Linked DNA regions of Mus musculus: region 2 is linked to region 1. Evidence: chromatin contacts called from ENCODE POLR2A ChIA-PET data. All regions are on one chromosome and are shown on one strand. Each heading gives the region's core, a stretch centred on a gene start or an enhancer-like site at or near the end of the contact. The rest is flanking DNA. Distances are from core to core; before and after follow the strand shown. Region 1 overlaps Dcst2 (DC-STAMP domain containing 2). Region 2 overlaps Pbxip1 (pre B cell leukemia transcription factor interacting protein 1).

Region 1 (4,150 bases), core at 1,356-3,855:
GACACCAGGCCTGGATGGCCAAGACAAGCTGGTGCGTAAACGCCGTTCACAGATGCCCCAAGAGTGCCCAGTCTGTCACAAGATAATCCACGGGGCAGGCAAACTGCCTCGGCACATGAGGACCCACACTGGTGAGAAGCCCTTTGCCTGTGAGGTCTGCGGCGTCCGCTTCACCAGGTGAGCACCAGGTGGGGACAGCCCAGAATGGGCTGAGGGTGGCTGTACAATGATTGGTGTGGGGGCCAGCTCTCTGGTGGGTTCCTAGAATGAGGTGGGAGGCCAAAAGAGGCAAACAAGGGCATGCTCGGGAGTGGGCTAGTTCCCAAGAAGATTGAACTGGAAGCAGAGGAGCTCATAGTGCCAGGGCCCATTGAGCTAAGGGCTAATCAAAAAGGGTCTCCTGGGGCAGCAATGGGGAAACCGCAGTGAGGAACAAGGGTGGGTCAAGGCCCGGGGGCGTGGCTAAAATGCCCTGGGGATCCTATCCTGAATCCTGAGTGTCTGCCCTTTCCCCTGCTCGTACTAGGAATGACAAGCTGAAGATCCACATGCGGAAGCACACAGGAGAACGCCCCTACTCGTGCCCCCACTGCCCAGCCCGCTTCCTGCATAGCTACGACCTCAAGAACCACATGCACCTGCACACCGGGGACCGGCCCTATGAGTGCCACCTGTGCCACAAGGCCTTCGCCAAGGAGGACCACCTGCAGCGCCATCTCAAGGGTCAGAACTGCCTGGAGGTGCGCACCCGAAGGCGCCGCAAGGATGACGTGGCAGCCCCTCACTACCCACCGCCCTCGACCACCACCTCATCCCCTGCTGGCCTCGACCTTTCCAATGGCCACCTGGACACCTTCCACCTCTCTCTGGCTCGATTCTGGGAGCAGTCGGCCACCACGGGACCCCCAGTCACTACACAAGGGCCCCCTGAGGAGGAGGAAGAGGAAGGGACACCCACCACACCACAGGCCGAAGGTGCCATGGAGTCCTCTTAAAAGAGGGATGAATGGGCAGGCTGGAACAGCCTGGGACACCACGCCAAGCAACGGGGAGCACATAAAACAAGTGGTATCGGGGTCGGGGGTGCTGAACCTTGTTGGTATCAGAATCGAACGCCTCTTCCCCCCAGAGCCTTCATTCCAATTACAAGCTGAGGTTTTGGGGCACAAGCTCTCTAGATTGGGGTGATCACCCAAGGAGTTAAACATGAAATATATGTCTGTTTGTCTGTCTGTGTGTGTATATATATATGTGTGTGTGTGTGCACGCGCGTGTGTGTGTTACACACACTCTCTGCACACACACACATATATATACACACACAATAAAGGTGGGTCCCTGTCCCCAGCCACTACTGGGGAATTGAAGCAATAATCTATCTCTGATTTGTGGGGTCCCACTTCGGCTATGCGGGTTTCTAGGAGGCTGGGGCTTAGGACCAAATCCTTGCTCTACTCCCATGCCCCCTGGGTTTTGGCTGTGAAGGGGTGGACTGCCCCTCCCTTCCGAGACCCCTCCTTCCTGGTTTCTGTTCCTTTTTCCTGGCCGTAAATTATGCAAAGGGGGGTGGCAAAGGAAGGGTAAGAGGGGGGAAACAAGGTAGAGGCTTGAAAGACTGGGGTGGCGGCGGTGGGGACTGGGCCTGTAAGGACGGAGCCATCCCAGTCCCCCTCCACCCAGTTCCAACGCTGAGTCATGGGGTCCTGGAGAAGAGGAGGGCAGGGTGGCCTGATTGGCTCGCCCGCCCCTGGGGGTAGCAGAAGGTCTCCGCCCAGCTAAGGGAGCTCTCCACCTCTTCCCTCCCGCGTCCCGGGGCAGGGAATGTCTTGTTCCTGGCGCTCCCTCCCTGGGGCCAGAGGGCAGGGCGGGCCGGGCGTCTTACCCTCTTCTCCTCCCTACCTCCCCGCCCAGGTGCAAGCGGGAGCCGCCTCTGCTGCTTGCTGCCCCTGACTCACGCCGCCCCCGGGCTGGCGGGCGCTGGGTGTGGGATGGGGTGAGGGGTTGAGGTAGCCTTGTAGGGAGCGGACAAGCTAGCGCCATCTGGTGGCCATGCCCTGTAAGGGCGAGCGCTACCCCCCAACCCCACCCCCCAGCGACCACTTTTCATGAGCTAGGGTCACACCCAGCCATCTAGGCCTGTGAACGGGTGCCCCCTTGCCAACATGGTGGCTAGGCAAGGCAACTCACTTGCCCCTGGGAAAAGTGAGCTGCGGAGCAGACCCAGAGGTAAGGGAACCTTTCCTCAGACCTTGCCTGGCACTCTTAGGACTGAGTCCACCCCCGTTCTGTACATAGCCTCTTCTGATGGTCTTGTTGAAATCCAATTTCACATTTTTAACTATCAGTTTTCCTGGGGTGGGGAAGAGTCTTCACCCCACCCCTTCCTCGCTGGGTGCTGGACCCCCATTGCGGCCTGGGCTCTGCCTTGCACTATTTACCCCTTTGGCCTAGTGGCCCTTCCCCCTCCTGGAAAGGGGCAGGTTCAGGGGCCCGGTGCTCTCCTCTCCCCATGCACCTCCATGCCCATTTGCACAGCTGCCCAGGTACCCCCAACAGTGGGGAAGGGCCACACAGGGAGGGGTGGCGGGACCAGTCCCTGTATCTATTTAAAAAGTGATGATGTAATATATTAGGAGGGAGGTCAGGTACCCTGGGCCTCATCTTAGCATTTCAGGTGATAGGGGAGCCCAGGGCTGGAGAAACCTGGGGCTTAGTCCCAGAGAGTGGAGACAGTGGCCTCCACTCTCTCTCCTTGTGGCTTCCCCACTCAGTGCCTTAGTGGGGGAACGCATTCCCCTCCCCCATTCCCTTCATCTACCCCTGCCCCTGCCTCGGGTGTAAGTGACAGGAAGAAATAATAATAATTTAAGATTCATATTTGTGTCCACTTTTGGTTCCTTTATTGGGGGAGGGGGGCGGCAGTGGGAGGGGTCGGGAGGGTCTGAGGCTGGGGAGGGGTCTTGTTTGGGGACAGGGATTTCCGAAGTGGTGCCTGGGGTTCTGGGAGAAAGGGGAGGCCCACAAAGCCAGATGAGCTTCTGGGAGATGCTGTGGACGCTTCCTCTGAAGTCACTGCTTTCTGTCCTGGTTCCTGGGAGGAGAGGAAGGACCAGTAAACTCAAAGTCACTGGTGGGTAACCTCTGCCACCGTCCCAGCTCGGGCCCTAACTGCCGCCCTTCTGGCATCCATCCCAGTTCTTCCTTTCCTCTCTTCTTTGTTTTTATAACTCTGTCTCTGTTTTGTTGAGACGGGGTTTCTCTGTGTAGCCCTGTCCCTGTAGACCAGACTGGTCTCAAACTCACAGATCCGCCTGCCTCTGCCTCCCAAGTGCTGGGATTAAAGGCGTGCACTACCACCTAGTGCTCTGAGGACCTGGCAACTGGAATACCTCTCTCCAACCCAGCCAGGGTATCAGCAAATTGCCCCGACTGCTCAAAGGCGATTGTCTCTGTTCCCGAAATTACTCATCCGTTCTTCTCTCCTACCGACCCAGAAAAAGACTTCAACTCTCAAACTCGTGGCTACCATATTTACAAGAGGAAAACAATGGGATCAGCCTTCCAAAAGCTGAGAGAGGACAGTCACTATACATTTCAAACCAACCTGGCCTACAATATTGAGGCCCTGTCACCAAAGGCAAAAAAAAAAAAAAAAACCTCCTCTGACTAAGAACAAAGGCTTCACTATCACCTGCCCCTTAACTCTACCTGGAAGTCCCTCAGCCTCCCAGGGCCAGTTTCTTTGCACTCTTCCTCACAGCAGACATTTCATTCTCTACCACCCACTCTGAAAACTATGTCACTCCCAGACACCTCTCGGGTCTCAGCAGGTGTCCTTGCCTCCTACTCCCTAGAGAAATTGAGGCTGGAGCAGTCTGCAGTCTGTTTAGAAGGGTCTCCACTCTTCAGTCTCAGAGCAGCCCCTCTGGCTACCTCATGCACCATTGCCTGGCCCAGCTCTTCCTCTGGTACCTTAGTCCAGGGCTGGAGGTTGAGCTTGTGCTCTCACAAGCACTCTGCTACTACACTGCATTCATAGACTTCAATGCTCTTTTCCATCTCCTAAATGTACTGGGATGCAGAAACACCTGTTGGTGCCGTGTACCTTGTATGTGAAGCCAATTCTTTATCATCAGGCTTCCTTTTTTTA
Region 2 (4,453 bases), core at 950-3,449, 71 kb before region 1:
CTAGAGGAACTCTGAGACTCCAAAATTTATTATCCAACATGAGCTCTTGACATGGAAACCAGAGGCCAGAGAGCCCTGTACCAACACCATCTAGGAAACCAAGGCAGGCCTGTGAATCCCCATCTCCAGACCCAGCACCCCAACATGCCAGCCTACCTGCCTCCGGCCTTGAGCTTTCACCCAGCCACCAAGGTCACCACATCTGTATAAACAGATCGATCTCTGAGGACCCTTGAGTGAGCAGCAAAAGCAGGGTTAAACCTGCCTTCCTTCTGAGGGACACTGGTCCAGAGAGACAGGGAATATAATTGTCTTTCTAAACCAGACGGCTCCTTCCTGGAGCCCCCAGCCTACAACACTGACCTGTGTAAGGTAATGTGCCTTAAGTCTAACCAGAGCTCCTGCTGCTGCAGATTCCATGCATATTAAAGGGTCTACAGGCCTAGGGCCTCACTACCTGGTTCTCATACACAATAGACTTTTATTTTCAAGAAATGTGGTGATGGGTGATCTTTTTTTGTTTTTGCGTGTATGTTTGTGTACCGTGTGTGTGTGTGCCTGGTGCCTACAGGGCCAGAAGAGAACATCAGATCCCTGGAGACTGAAGTTGCAGACATTTGTGAGCTACCATGTGGGTGCTGGGAATCAAACCTGGGGCTTCTGGAAGAGCAGCCTGTGCCCTCAGCGGCTGAGCCATCCCTCCAGCACCACACAGCAGACTGTTTAAACATTTGTGGAATGAGCCACCCTTTCTACCTGTCTTGTCTAGCACGGAAATTAAACAAGCCACTGCACTTAAAAGCCTTTTAACAGTGACATAAAAGCATTGCTAAATAATTCAAAATCGATTCCAGCACTTTCTAGAGCCTACAGTCCTGTTTTGTTTCCCTGGCTATCCTGGAACTCACTTTGTAGATCAGGCTGGCCTCAAACTCAGAAATCAGCCTGCCTCTGCCTCCCAAGGGCTGGGATTAAAGGCGTGCATCACCATTGCCCAGTAAGCTTACAGTCCTTAATCCCCTCCTTAATTGACCTGACCTGTGTGGTCACTGCCCCCTAGAGTCCCTGGGAGAGTTCCAGAGCTAGAAGCCCAGTGTGCTACCAATGGCGTAGAGGTTTGAACTGAGGGGGCGGGGCGTTCCTGAAGAATAACCAGGGGGATTCTGGGAATTCTTGAGAGCTAGTCAATGGGTAGGGTGTCTGGGGTGTGGGGTGGTGACCAGGGGCAGGAGGGAGAAGTCTAGAGAAATGTGAAGCCAGAGCGCCACCTAGTGGCTCCCTCACCTCTGCAGACCCAGGTTAGCGTGTTCCCTGTCCTCCACAGCACGCTCCAAAAAAGGGATCGATTCTTGTGTGGCAGAAACAGAATGTCTGCTTCCTTGCTTCACTGACTCCATTCCCTTCAGCTCTCTTTCTGAGGATAAGAACACCACACCACACTGCGGAGAATGACCTGGCTTGAGGCCACCCCACCTGGACTGTGAGACAATTGGTGGCTGGACTCAAGGCTAGGCTCCTTGGGGAAGGTGGGCGCACATGGGGAATGGATGGGAAGGCCGAGTGCAGTGCCTAGATTGTGCCTAAACACCAGCGTGGTGACTGCAAGGTGTTCCTTGCATTTAGGGACCACCTCAAGTGACAGAGCCCCGCCATGGTGGGACAGCTCAGGTGGGGAGGTGAAAGCCGCAAGAGGCATGGTGAGGACTCCTCAGGCTTAGGGATAGCTGTCTCCACAGCTAGCTAAACCCCAAGGCAAGTCTGGAGCTAAGTCTCTAACCAGCAGCTCTAGCACAGGGTGATAGGCTCTGCTGTGGACCCAGGATAGCCACAAAAAAATGACAGCTCTCTGACTTCAGAATAAGAGTCCTCCCCAGCAGGCTCCCAGCAGGCCCCTACATGTCACTTAGTACCCAGGGCCTTTATCTTTGCATATGTCTGCTTAGACAGTTCAGCAGCGCCAACTATGGCCTTTTTTTTTTTCTTCTTCTTCTTTTTTTTTTTTTTTTTTAGCAAAAGTGGTACCAGTGCAGGGCCAAGTGCGTTGCTCTCTTCTGTGAAGGTCATTCAAGGGCACCAACGAGCCAGGAGGGGCCCGCTGGACAGTGGGAGCATAGCTGCTAGGGTCACATAACTCCAGGCATCTTGAGCTGGGTGCATGCCAAGGCCGGCTGTTGCAGCAGGACAGGGCTCAGCCTTGGTGGTAGTGGTGCGGATGGCGGCTGTGCTCTTCCCTGGGCCCCACAACTCTGGGGTTCCAGGAGTGCTTCTCCTTCTTTCGTGACCTATGGGGGAGACAGGGAAGGAAGCAGGAAATGGCCTTTAGGAAACAATGCCACATACTGAGATAAGACCCTAAGGAGAAGGAGCCCTGTTCTTCTGGTGGAGGCCAGCTCAGGTGACTGCCACCAAGCAAGGGAGGAACCTGGGCTCCAGGATGAATCCATTGGGGGAGACAAGGGGCCCTCTATGTACAGGCAAGGTGGGGAGGGGGTCCTGGCTCAAAGGGGGACCCCTCAGGACCACTGCAGCCCCTCATGGGAAGATAGGATGTGTACCCAGAAGCCTTCTTTTTGTAAGGCCAGGGGATCAGAAATGAAGAGAGAGACTCAAGCTACAGACCTCTTCATTCAGGGCCCAACGCCTTCAAATCCCTCGGCTACTCTCTCCCACGCCCATCCCCAATTCCCACCTCTTCTTCAGGGCCTTGTCCCCAAAGAAGTGGCCGAAGACAAAGTCCTCAAAGTCATCCACTTCATCATCGTCGCCTGTCTGTTTCAGTGCCACCTCCTCCAGGCTGTCCTCCAAGGCATCCACAAAATCTCTGAAGCGAAGCCGGTCATGCCTGAAGATGCCATCTTCTCCAAAGTAAGCAGGTGAGAGGGGCAGCTGTTTGGTCAGCTGCCCGGCCCAGGGCAGCCGAGACAAGTATTCTCTCAGCACAGAGGCCAGCTCCTGCTGCCGCACAGGGGCCAGCTCCACACCAAAGAGGGCCAGGCCCTCCTGCCGGGCACAGTCGGCCACACCTGAACAGCCCTGAGGGGGTCGGTACTTGCGCCTCAGCAGCTCCTCCCAGGAGGACAGGGCGTCAGGGCTGTTGTCTTTCCCCCAAGAATGCTTCTGCCTTTCTACAGAATGGGAGTTCCCATCTTTCCTAGGGTGTACCTTGGGGTCCTGTCGCTTGCTGTCCTTTCTGCTCCCAGATTCGTCCGCCCGCAGTCTGTCCTCCCTCCAGCGCCCAGTGTGCTCCCGGCCCTCATCCCTCCAGCTCCTTTGCCTCTCCTGGCCAGACTCCTCCTTCCTCGGCTTCCAGTGCTCAGCCTTCTGATCCCTCTGCCCACCGCGCCACTTCTCCTTCCCACCCCACTCCCTGGGACTCTGGGTGTGAGGCTTCTTCTGGTGCCAGGCCTCCGAGTCATTGGGGGACCTGCCAGTGTTGATACCCTGATTCTCGAGGTCCTGCAGTGTCTGGGCCAACATGTGACCGAGTTCAGCCAGGCCAGGGTGAGCTGGGGCTCCCCGGCCAGCATCCCGCAAGCCCCTCTGCAGGTCCCAGTGCACAGACCCCAGCAGCTGCCACTGTCTCTGCAGCTCCTGCCTTAGGGCCTTGGCCTCCGCCTCAAGCTGCTTATGCTGCTCCAATAAGCTGGGGTCTGGCTCCTGCCCCTTGTGGCCTTGTTCTTTAGTGGCCTTGCCATCCTGTGGATCTCCACCCCAGTTGAGACACACCCCATCTACACCCCGGACACAGTTAGCCTCTAGCCCTTGGAGTCGGGCCCTTAGCTGCTGCAGTTCTGATTCTAGGGCCTGGTGGGAGGTCTTGCCCTGCTGCAGGGCTTCCCGGAGCCGGGCATTCTCCTCCTCCAGCCCTTTGGGCTGGTGCAACAGGCTCTGAAGTTCTTCTTTCTGAGCCTAGAATGTAGTTAGAAACAGAAGAAAACAGAAGTCGTCCTTGTCAGGGTGGGCACAATGCCTTCTACCCCGATTCTATTAGAGTGGGCAAGGGCTAGAGATGCAGTTCTGTTGGCAATGAGCCTGTGTAGTGCGTGTAAGGCCCTGGGTGTGAGCCCCAGTGCTGCCTGGAGAGCCAGAAGGGTTCCTCCTCTTCTTCACCCCTTGTCTGGGTCAGTTCCTGAGATGGTCGAATTCTACCCAGCATCTATGTCCTTACACAACAAACATATACTCTTTAGACCCGGCATAGCCACTAGCTAGCTAGCCCTCCTCGTCCCTCTTCCACCCCCTCTACCCAGAGCGGACGCTGTGCATTGATCCTAGCACTTAGTATGAGCCTTGGCGTGTTCTTCAAATGGGAAGACCCTACTCATCACTCAGAGGTGATCTAGCATGTAAACCAGGCACACCGGCCCTAACACAGTCCTTAGCATGAGGGAGGCAAGCAAGACTAAGAAGATGCCCTCACTACAGTGGCAAAGGGCGAGGCTCCAGGGTCAGG

What was found. ChIA-PET counts read pairs that join two places held with the same protein, here RNA polymerase II (POLR2A).
Region 2: POLR2A ChIA-PET joins it to region 1 with 10 read pairs in Patski. The contact joins two enhancer-like sites. POLR2A ChIA-PET finds 5 or more read pairs at or near these places in 4 of 5 experiments (Patski and embryonic stem cell).

What each region holds. Positions count from the first base shown.
Region 1 is chr3:89,376,371-89,380,520 of GRCm38, reverse strand. It overlaps Dcst2 (DC-STAMP domain containing 2), which reads right to left. Exons shown (of 15, transcript NM_001370853.1): 15 at 2,878-3,091. The coding sequence ends at 3,070. It overlaps Zbtb7b (zinc finger and BTB domain containing 7B), which reads left to right. Exons shown (of 3, transcript NM_009565.5): 2 at 1-177; 3 at 527-2,877. The coding sequence ends at 995. Among named protein-coding and RNA genes, the nearest start is that of Dcst2, 13 kb to the right of the region's middle. Within about 2 kb of position 2,605, at least 1 of the 3 ENCODE cell types and tissues checked has a DNase peak (open chromatin) inside an H3K27ac peak, as active enhancers do.
Region 2 is chr3:89,446,502-89,450,954 of GRCm38, reverse strand. Pbxip1 (pre B cell leukemia transcription factor interacting protein 1) reads right to left here. Exons shown (of 11, transcript NM_146131.2): 10 at 2,690-3,909; 11 at 3-2,282. The coding sequence ends at 2,189. Among named protein-coding and RNA genes, the nearest start is that of Pmvk, 10 kb to the left of the region's middle. Within about 2 kb of position 2,199, at least 1 of the 3 ENCODE cell types and tissues checked has a DNase peak (open chromatin) inside an H3K27ac peak, as active enhancers do.